Regions from separate parts of the Homo sapiens genome. Here region 2 is linked to region 1. The links are chromatin loops, found by intact Hi-C in ENCODE. Cell type or tissue: endothelial cell of umbilical vein. All regions are shown on one strand. Each heading gives the region's core, and the rest is flanking DNA. Links, peaks and the distances in the headings are about the cores only.

Region 1 (5,368 bases), core at 271-5,270:
TGAGACCTGGTTCCGGTTCTGTGTGCACTGTGAGAGTGGCAGGGCCCACAGCCAAACCAAGCACTGCCACAACACGGCCGAGCTTCGGCCCCCTGTTGTAAATGGTGCTCGACTGTGTAGGTCCACGCTGTGGGGAGCTGTGCCGCTGCCACGGGAGCTGCTTGAGAATATAATCCCCTGGGGGGTTGGTGCTTTCTTCCCGAATATCTGTGGGGTCCCAATAAGGTAGAAGGTGGCACTTCTGGAGGAACGTGATGAGAGTCCCCTTCCCCCGAGGGACACATGGCGGCCCAGGCTCCACCAGCTCTGTTTTCATGCGGCGGCAGGTCAGGCTGGGCAGAATTGTCAGGCCGAGGGTGGCACGCACAGCACACCTCTCCAGCTAGTGTCAGAGGCCACCTTCCCTTTTATGACCTCCTGGGCTCCTTTGGGACTGACTGGCACCTCTTCCCCCAGGACCTGCAAGCGCAGGACCGAGCCCACCGCATCGGGCAGCAGAACGAGGTGCGTGTGCTCCGCCTCTGCACCGTCAACAGCGTGGAGGAGAAGATCCTAGCTGCAGCCAAGTACAAGCTCAACGTGGACCAGAAGGTGATCCAGGCCGGCATGTTCGACCAGAAGTCCTCCAGCCATGAGCGGCGCGCCTTCCTGCAGGCCATCCTGGAGCACGAGGAGCAGGATGAGGTGAGCCCAGCACCGGCCCCGACCCCTCCCCAGCGTGAATGGTGGACGCGTGAGCGGCTTTCATTTTTGTTTTTTTACCTTTTTTGCACTCTTATTTTTTTTGCATCCCTTTGGAGTAAAGGGAGTGTGGGCTGAACGGAAAGAGGATGAGTACTTGCTTTTTCTTTGAAGTGGTTTTTTTTTCTAAACTGCTGGTGAAAGACGCCGGATTGACAGCCCTGGAGACTGAAGTCCTCTATTTATCCACAGAGCAGACACTGCAGCACGGGCAGCGGCAGTGCCAGCTTCGCCCACACTGCCCCTCCGCCAGCGGGCGTCAACCCCGACTTGGAGGAGCCACCTCTAAAGGTGAGAGGGGTAGTTCAGTCTCCATGCCCATTCAATCCTCGGCTTCTCGGCTGAGACGGCCAGCAAGGGCCCTGGTCCCACGGAGCGTGCGTGTGCGTGTGCGTGTGTGTGCCTTTCGCTGCCGTGTGGGTCCCCATCCACCGCAGCCGTGCCGGGACCACCAGCTCATTCCCACGGACGCCGCCGCTCGCCTCTGAGCTCGGCCGCCGCCCACCCCGGCCCCTCCTCAGCGGCACTGACAGTTTGCAATCTTATAGGAGGAAGACGAGGTGCCCGACGACGAGACCGTCAACCAGATGATCGCCCGGCACGAGGAGGAGTTTGATCTGTTCATGGTAAGCGCTGCAGGCTGGATGGGGCAGTTCAGGCATCCCACTCTGCTGCCACCAGGAGCAAAGCAGACGTCCTAGTGCCCATGGTGGTATCCCTAGCAGGTCAGGGAGCCAGGGACAGCTCACAGTGCAGCCCACTCCCACCTCCAGACTGACCCGTCTTCCACCCCCAGTCTCCTGAGGATGGCATCGGAGGGCGAGATGCACACCCAGCCTTCTGCATGTGACCCGAGACCTGCCCCACCAGCTCTGTTTTCTAACGGGCTCTCCAGGGCTTCATGCACTCCCTTTCAGAGGGAGTTCGCCCTATCCAAGGCCAAGGGACTGACCAGGCCTTCAGTCGCAGAGCCCCCTTGCCCCTGGGTGGGAAACAGGAAATAAGCCACCCAAGCAGGGGCCCCTTGGCCCGCAGGCCTCATGCCTCCACCAACGCTGGGCCACGCAGCTGCTGCCCCCCTGCTGGGGTCTGCAGCCCTCTTGTGCAACCTTCCATCTTTTCGAGTTTCCTCTGCCTCCTGAGGCAGAGCCTCTAGTCAGGGTCTGACGGAGCCAGGCCAGGTCAGCCACTGAAAAATCGAGAGCTACTGTTTAACTCTCGCAGCAGCGTGGAGCCCCACGGGCAGAGAAAGGCCCTTCTGAACTCTCGGTGTTCTGGCTCTAGCGTGCCCCTGGTGCCTGCATGCTGATGCCTCTCCCGTTGCCTCCCTGCCCACCAGCGCATGGACCTGGACCGCAGGCGCGAGGAGGCCCGCAACCCCAAGCGGAAGCCGCGCCTCATGGAGGAGGACGAGCTCCCCTCGTGGATCATCAAGGACGACGCGGAGGTGGAGCGGCTGACCTGTGAGGAGGAGGAGGAGAAGATGTTCGGCCGTGGCTCCCGCCACCGCAAGGAGGTGGACTACAGCGACTCACTGACGGAGAAGCAGTGGCTCAAGGTACATGCTGGAGAGGCCCAGCAGCTGCCGCAGGCCAGCGCCAGGCAGGGCTGGGGAGACAAAGGGCCCACCGCCAGGACTCAGGCCTGGGTCCAAAATGCTTTCCTTGGGCCACTCCTGGCCAGGCTCCGCAGGCAGCCGAGAGCCTTCCGATGTGGGCCAGGGATGGTCAGGTCCTTTTGGCTCTGCCTTGGAATGCAAGAAGGACCCACGGTTCCTGAGCAGCTCAAAACCTGCTGCTGGTTATGGTTGGTCTTTCAAGTAAAAGGGTTTACCTCTTCCCGAGGTTAAAAATCATGTTGCTGATCTCAGTGGACTGCTGGCTTTCCCAGTACCTGCCAGGAGGGAGGCACAAGGGTGAATCATGGACTATTGAGGCGCCCTGCAAAGCGTTGCACTGCTGGCTGCAGGCAGCCTCACTTTGGGCAAGTCCCCCCCCATGAGCTGGGGAGACTCAGTCATGGGGAGGGAGGAGAGGGCAAGCCCCCAAGGGCCTCTGAACCTGGCAGGTGCTGCACGGGGCTGGCAGTTGCTTGTGGAGCTGACGTGAGGGCCCGTTCTCAGCAGATGGCAGCTGGCCCTGCAACAGCAGCTGCAGATGTCTTTGAGTCAGTCGTGCGGTGCTCCTGGGGCTTCACCCGACCCAACTTTCCCAGCCCAAGGCACACTGTGACAGATGCCTGGCACTGATGTCCTCACTGGGGTTACGGTGACAGATCAGACCCCTTCCCAGCTCAGGGGCTCTGAGTTATAGAGACGATGATTCAGAATCCATCCCTGAAGTTGTGTCATAAAAATGTCCTGAAGCAATAATTCCGAGAAGGCAGGTGGCAGCTTTTGGCTATGCCATGCAAAGTGCCACACCCAGGAAAGAGCCATGTGGCCTAGCCCATGTGGCCAAACAGCCCCGGTTCCCTCCTGGGACCTCAGCAGCCCAGACTCATGAGCTTGCCTGCCAAGCTGTGCACCAGAGGGCGCTGTTGAAACACACCAGGAGCCCAGGTGACAGACAGGCCATCCTGTTCCCCAGCCAGCCTCCCAAGCACAGCGCTCCAGGACCCAGAAGAGAAACCCTGAAAAGACAGTGTGAGCCCTGCCACAGACCTGTGTGACAGCAGAGCTGTTTGGCTGCTGTATGAGTGTCACCGGCCCTGCATTTTTTTCTTTTTTAATAAAGACAAAGTCTTGCTGTGTTACCCAGGCTGGCCTCCAGTTCCTGGGGGCTCAAGTGATCCTCACACCTCAGCCTCCTGAGTAGTTCAGACTACAGGTACACACCAACACGCCTGGCTAATTTTAAATTTTTTGTAAAGTGGGGGTCTCACTGTGTCACTCAGGCTGGTCTCAAACTCCTGGGCTCAAACAATCCACCCGCCTCGGCCTGCAGAGTAGCTGGGATTACGAGCATGAGCCACGGTGCCCAGCTCAGCCCTGCATATTTGAGGCAGTGAGTACCTTTTAAATTTAAGATCAGTTCATACGTGGCTGCTCTATGTACATTTTTTTCTAGGTGTAATTTACATACCATACAGTTCACCCTTTTGGGGTATATGATACAATCATCTTCAGTGTATCCAAGAGTTGTGCATCTCTCACCACAGTCCATTTTAGAACATTCTCATCGCCCCCAAAAGAAGCCCTGCCCCGATTTGCCATTCCTGGTAATTCATGGATTCTCCCCAGCCCCAGGCAACCACTGATGTACTTTCTGTCCATATAGTTTTACCTGTTCTGGGCGTTTCCTGTCAGTGGAGTCCTACAGCGTGGGATGCTTTGGTGTCAGGCTTTTTTCACGCAATGTAACATGCTGACCCATGATGCAGCAGGTGTGTTGCATTCTTTGATGGTGAAATAATCCTGCCTCGTACAGATTTGTCACATTCGGTTTTTCTGTCCATTCTTGATGGACACTTGGGTTGTATCCACTTTCGGGCTATTACAAACAATACTACCGTGAACATTCACGTACACGTTTTTGCGTGCACGCGTTTCTCTTTAATATGTGATTTCTCTTTAATATCTGATTTCTCTTTAATATGTGCCTAGGCGTAGAGTTGCCGGAACAATGTTAGTTCTCTATTTAACCTTTTGAGGGACCCCAGCCTGGTTTCCTTGGTGGCTACGCCAGTTCACAGTTCCACCAGCTGTGTATGAGAATTCCTCTTTCTCTACATCCTCAGCAACCCTTGCTGTTCCCTCGCCCGCTGATTCTAGCCATCCCAGCACGTATGAAGTGCCATCTGAGTGTGGTTGGATTTGCATTTCCCTGATGGCTAATGGTGTGGAGTATCTGTTCATATGCTTCTTGGCCCTTTGTGTATCCTCTAGAAAGAGATGTCTAGTCACATCATCCTTTACCCAAATTTAAAATATATTTATCTTAATATTGAATTGTAAGTTATTTACAAGTGCCTTATCAGATATCATTTGTAAATATTTTGTTCCATTCTGCACATTCTCTTTTCGCTTCCGTGATATCCGTTGAAGCACAGAAGTGTTTCATTGTACTTACAGTCGATTTTTCTTTTTCACCTGTGCCTTGGTGTTGTATCTGAGAAACCATCGCCTATCCAAGGTCACGAAGACTTGCCCCTGTCTTTTCTCCTAGGAGGGTTATAATTTGATCTCTTCCATGTAGATCCATGTAAGATCCATTTTGAGTTAAATTTTATACATGATGTGAGGTAGGGGTCCATCTTCATCCATCCAACTGGAAATCCAGTTGTCCCAGCAGCATTTGTTGAAGAGACTATTTTTTCCCATTGAGCCCATCTTATTACACAGTATATTCAAATTCACAGTTGTGAAAAATATTATACAAAACACTGTCTCCCCACTACTGTTGGCTGTGGAATTGGCACCACTTTTCTGGCAGCCATCTGTTGCCAAGTGAACTCAAAGCCTTCAAAATGCTCCTATGGCCGCCATCGGACATGGCCATGACTGTGGCAGCCTAAAGCAACAGAACTATTTTCTCTGCATTCTGGGCCAGAAGTCTGAACCCACGGTGTGGGCAGGGCTGTGTTCCTTTCGAGGCCCTAGGAGAGGACCCTTCCTTGGCTTTTCCAG
Region 2 (5,368 bases), core at 369-5,368, 130 kb after region 1:
CTCTTTTTCTTTTCTTTCTTGAGACAGGGTCTCGCTGTGTCGCCCAGGCTGAAGTGCAATGGTGTGATCATAGCTCACTGTAGCCTCGACCTCCAGGGCTCAGCCTCCCAAGTAGCTGGGACTACAGGCGCGCACCACCACGCCTGGCTAGTTTTTAAATTTCTTGTAGAGATGGGTCTTGCTGTGTTGCCCAGGCTGGTCTTTAACGTCTAGGCTCAAGCTCAAGCTCTTGCCTTGCCCTCCCAAAGTGCTGGGATTACAGACGTGAGTCACCACGCCTGGCCGGTAATTTCTCATTGTGAATTGATTGGGTCCCTGTAAGTCACAGAGCCTGTCCTGAGTCCCTTCATCTGAATGAGGGTGAAAAGACTGAGTTTTCTGTCCCGGGTGACAAGGACAGAATCTGTCTTGTGAAACAACCAGAAGAAAATTCCCCTAAGAAAGCCGTCTAGCGGGGCAGTGGACACAACACTATTCTATATCAGACAATTAAATGTGGGGGATGAAGGGTGAACCCCAACTGGTGCGTAATAACACTTAGGATTAAAATGAAAATATGCAAGTTCCAGTGACTTTCAAATCTGGCAACAAATCCTAAGATTCCCACCCCCTCCTGCAACAATGATTCAAAAATACAATATTTTTTTCCTCTCCCTCTTCCTCCATCCATAATTACCAGCTGATTGTTCTCAATGTTCTTCATAAAACCCACACCCCAGCATCAGCCCTGGCGCCAATGTATACAAGAATTTTGCTTCGGTCTGCGCTGTGGCCACTTTGAACAGGGGAGCCAAGAAAACCCACTTGGAGCTGGAGTCCTGTGGCCGTCGGGGCTCCCCCAGGGAAGCAGAGGGAGAGCTCGCTTGCCTTTGAGCCGTGGGCCTTGGGGAGTGTGAGTGGGGTGGGCCAGGGAGGAACGGGAACAGGGAGGAGACGGGGACAAGGGACGGTTTGCTCCCGGTCTGGCTGGTCCCCGCCTCCCTCACGGCTACTCTTCTGCCGAGGATGATGTAGGGCTCTCGTCATCTGACATTGGGGCAAACTGAAACAGAGAAGCAGAATTCTTTTTGTTTGGGATCCTTTCCAATCCCCCGAGGCGCCAACGTGGTGGCTGGCCTGGTAGATATGATGGGTAAGCAGGAGGGAGGCGTGGCCCCTGGCCCCAAGGAGGTGGCGATCTGGGGGCACCGCCTTGAAGAAGCAAACTCATGACTGTGGTTGAGGATGTTCACCGGGGGTGAGGGATGCAAAGGAATGAGGGTGGACAGTGGCTGGTCAGGGAGGGTGAGTTCTCAGCTGACTGTGAACGGCATCAAGGAGCCAGCGAGCAGGGAAGAGCATTCCAGGCAGCGGAAACAGCACGTGCAAAGGCCCTGGGATAAGTGCAGAGGGGTGTGGCAATAAGGCCAGTGTGGCTAGAGGGGGAGAGAAACAGTAGTGGGGAAGGTGAGGGTGGTTGTGCAGGGCCTGGTGGGCTTTGGAGAGGACCCTGGCTTTTTCTTTTCTTTTTTTTGAGACAGAGTTTCACTCTTGTTGCCTAGGCTGGAGTGCAATGGCATGATCTCAGCTCACTGCAACCTCTGCCTCCTGGGTTCAAGTGATTCTCCTGCCTCAGCCTCCTTAGTAGCTGGGATTACAGGCAGGCGCCACCACGCCCGGCTAATTTTGCGTTTTTAGTAGAGATGGGGTTTCTCCATGTTGGTCAGTCTGGTCTCAAACTCCTGACCTCAGGTGATCCGCCCATCTTGGCCTCCCAAAGTGTTGAGATTACAGGCGTGAGCCACCGTGCCCGGCCTAGATTTTTTTTTGCTTAAAGACAGGGTCTTGCTCTGTTGCCAGGCTGGAGTATAGTGGTCCAATCATAGCTCACAGTAGCCTTGACTATCTGGGCTCAAGCAATCCTCCTGCCTTAGCCTCCCGAGTAGCTGGGACTATAGGCATGCACCACCAGGCCCAGCTAATTTTTTTTTTTTTTTGAGGCGGAATCTCACTCTGTCACCCAGGCTGGAGTGCAGTGGCGCGATCTCAGCTCACTGCAACCTCTGCCTCCCAGGTTCAAGCAATTCTCATGCCTCAGCCTCCCGAGTATCTGGGATTACAGGTGCCCACCACCACACCCAGCTAATTTTTGTATTTTTAGTAGAGACAGGGCTTCACCATGTTGGCCAGGCTGGTCTCGAACTCCTGACCTCAGGTGATCTGCCCGCCATGGCATCCCAAAGTGCTGGGATTACAGGCGTGAACCAGTGAGTCTGGCCTGAATGCTCCTTAAACACGTCAGACACACCCCTGCCTCAGGGCCTTTGCACTGCTTGTTCCTGCTGCCCGGAAGACCATGTGATTCACTCCCTAACTTCTCCAGGTGTTGACTCAAATGTCATCTCTTCTCTGAGGGACTCCAATAGCTTCCCCATCACTCGCCATCCCACGTCCTTGTTTTTTTTTTTTTTTTTTTTTCTTTGAGACAGAGTTTTGCTCTTGTTGCCCAATGTCATGATCTCTGGCTCACTGCAACCTCCACCTCCTGGGTTCAAGTGATTCTCCCGCCTAAGCCTCCAGAATAGCTGAGATTAAAGGCATGCGCCACCACACCCGGCTAATATTTTGTTTTTTTAGTACAGATGGAGTTTCACCATGTTGGCCAGCCTGGTCTTGAACCCCTTATCTCAAATCATCCGCCCACCTTGGCCTCCCAAAGTGCTGGGATTACAGGCATGAGCCACCACGCCTGGCCTCTTTCTTTTTTTTTTTCCCAGACAAGGCGGCACTCTGTCACCATGTAGTGATGCAACCATGGCTCACTGCAGCCTCAAATTCCTGGGTTCAGGTGATCCTCCTGCCTCAGCCTCCCGAGTAGCTGGGAGTACAGGCATGCACCTGTATTTTTGGGGGAGACAGGATCTCCCTATGTTGCCCAGGCTGGTCTCGAACTCTTGGGTTCAAGCAATCCTTCCATCTCGGCCCCACAAGGTGCTGGGATTACAGACGTGAGCCACCGCGCCCAGCCTGATTGTGTCTCTTACCAGAATGCTCACTCCATAAGGGTGGATACTGTTTTCTGTTTTGATCAGTGCTGTGACCACTGGGGACTACCTAGAACTGGGCCTAACATGCAGCAGGCGCTCAATAAATATTTTTCAAATGAGTGAATGGTGACTAAGACACGCATTTGGAACCAGACAGACCCAGGCGTGAATACTGTTATGCCAACCATGACCATGCAGCCTCTCTGTGACTAATTTCCTCACTGGGGCACTATGAAGGTTCAGCAAGCAGCTGACCATATTCTGACTTTATCCTTAGCGTGAACCCCATGCACAATCAGCTCTTCATAAACATCCGTCTCCTCTGGCCAGGCACAGTGGCTGACCCCTGTAATCCCAGCGCTTTCAGAGGCAGAAGAGGAAGCATGGCTTAAGCTCAGGTATTCAAGACCAGCCTGGGCAACATAGTGAGACCCAGTCTCTACAAAAGATGTTAAAAAATGTCCGGGTGCAGTGGCTCACGCCTGTAATCCCAGCACTTTGGGAGGCAGAGGCGGGCAGATCACTTGAGCTCAGGAGTTCAAGACCAGCCTGGCCAACACAGTGAAATCCCATCTCTACTAAAAATACAAAAATTAGCCGGGCATGGTGGTGTGCACCTGTAATCCCAGCTACTTTGGAGACTGAGGCAGGAGAATTGCTCGAACCTGGGAGATACAGGTTACAGTGAGCCAAGATTGTGCCACTGTACTCCAGCCTGGGTGATAGAACAAGACTTTGTCTCAAAAAACAAAACAAAAAAAACTCAGCCAGGTGTGGTGACGTGCGCCTGTAGTCCCAACTACTCAGGAGGCTGAGGTGAAAGGATCACTTGAGCCCAGGAAGTGGAGTTTGCAGTGAGCTTTAATTGTGCCACTGCACTCCAGCCTTGGTGACAGAGTAAGACCCAGTCTGAAAACAAAAACAAGACCAGGCATGGTGGCTCATACCTGTAATCCCAGCACTTTGGGAGGCTAAGGCAGGTGGATCACGAGGTCAGGAGTTTGAGACCAGCCTGACCATCATGGTGAAACCCCGTCTCTACTAAAAATACAAAAATTAGCCGGGTGTGGTGGTGCACACCTGTTATCCCAGCTACTCAGGAGGCTGAGGCAGCAGAATGGCTTGAAGCCGGGAGGCGGAGGTTGCAATGAGCCCAGATCGTGCCACCGCACTCCACCCTGGGCGACAGAGTGAGACTCTGCCTCAAAAACAAAAACAACAAATCTCTGTCCTTTCAGAGACCCACCCATCCCGTGCCTACCCGGCCGGATTGAGACTCACCGAGCACTTGATGTTCATGCGGGAATACAGCATGGACGCAATCTCACTCTGCCCTGCGTCCAAGGCCACCATCAGAGCTGTGCTCCCATCCTGCAAAGTATCCGGTGCTATGAATGACGTCCCCATGCTGTGCTCCCGCCCTCCCCGGGGTGCACCTGGTTGGAGACTCACGCGATCTGTGAGTGAGATGTCACAGCTGGGCACGGCCAGCAGCAGCCCCGCGATCTCCTTGTGGCCGTGCTCACAGGCGCACATGAGGGCCGTGGAGCCGTCATCATCTTGCACGTTGACATCTGCCTCACAGGCCAGCAGGGCTTTGACAACGTCCACCCGCCCGTGGCTGACGGCCAGCATCAGGGCCGTCTGTCCTGCCTGGGGAGGGCAAGGAACAGGATTATGGTTCATGCAGGCCCCAGGGCAGGACACCCCCTGGTCTAGAACCTGCTGTAGCTCCCACATACTCTGATGGTGAAATGTACCCTCAACTTGCTGATCTCCTCCTGAATCTCAAACAACCCTCCCGTCACCAGGGGAGTAATAAATCCACAGAGACAGAAAGCGGATGAGTGGTTGCCAGAGGCTGGGAGAAGCGGGGGCGGAGGAAATGATGGATACAGGTTTCCTTTGGGGGTGAAGAGAACGTTCTGGAACTAGACGGAGGTGTTGGTTGCACAACAGGGTGAATGTATTTCATGCCAGTAGTGCTTTTGGTTTTGTTTTGCTTTATTTTAGAGACAGGGTCTTGCTCTGTTGCCCAGGTTGGCGTGCAGTGGCACGATCGCAGCTCACTGCAGCCTCAACCTCCCCAGGCTCAGGTGATCCTCCCACCTCAGCCTCCCGAGTAGCTGAGACTACAGGCATGCGCCACAATGCCTGGCTAATTTTTGTATCTTTTGTATAGATAGGGTTTTGCCATGTTGCCCAGGCTAATTGTTCCTTTAAAAGGGTTAATTATTTTTTTTTGGAGATGGCGTCTCGCTCTGTCACCAGGCTGGAGTGCAGTGGCGCAATCTCGGCTCACTGCAACCTCCACCTCCTGGGTCCAAGCAACTCTCCTGCCT

Evidence for each region. A loop is a pair of places that touch in the nucleus more often than their neighbours do. Peaks named below come from ENCODE experiments on the same cell type or tissue, not always from the same donor. Only the 100,000 strongest peaks of a DNase experiment are listed, where the experiment ranks them.
Region 2: it touches region 1 in a loop (11-fold over the local background); 1 of 110 quality-filtered maps calls a loop at or near these places.

The regions. Positions count from the first base shown.
Region 1 is chr19:11,032,834-11,038,201 of GRCh38, forward strand. SMARCA4 (SWI/SNF related BAF chromatin remodeling complex subunit ATPase 4) reads left to right here. Exons shown (of 35, transcript NM_003072.5): 26 at 457-684; 27 at 934-1,032; 28 at 1,290-1,367; 29 at 2,081-2,299. Among named protein-coding and RNA genes, the nearest start is that of LDLR, 54 kb to the right of the region's middle. RefSeq lists an enhancer at 3,392-3,551. In endothelial cell of umbilical vein, for the core only: a CTCF peak has its summit at 3,268 (motif pointing right); a DNase peak (open chromatin) is centred at 3,288.
Region 2 is chr19:11,165,570-11,170,937 of GRCh38, forward strand. It overlaps KANK2 (KN motif and ankyrin repeat domains 2), which reads right to left. Exons shown (of 13, transcript NM_001136191.3): 11 at 4,479-4,679; 12 at 4,308-4,397; 13 at 1-1,042. The coding sequence ends at 989. Among named protein-coding and RNA genes, the nearest start is that of SPC24, 12 kb to the left of the region's middle. RefSeq lists an enhancer at 677-1,177. In endothelial cell of umbilical vein, for the core only: no CTCF peak of the experiment used is centred there; a DNase peak (open chromatin) is centred at 3,242; H3K27ac peaks cover 2,167 bases.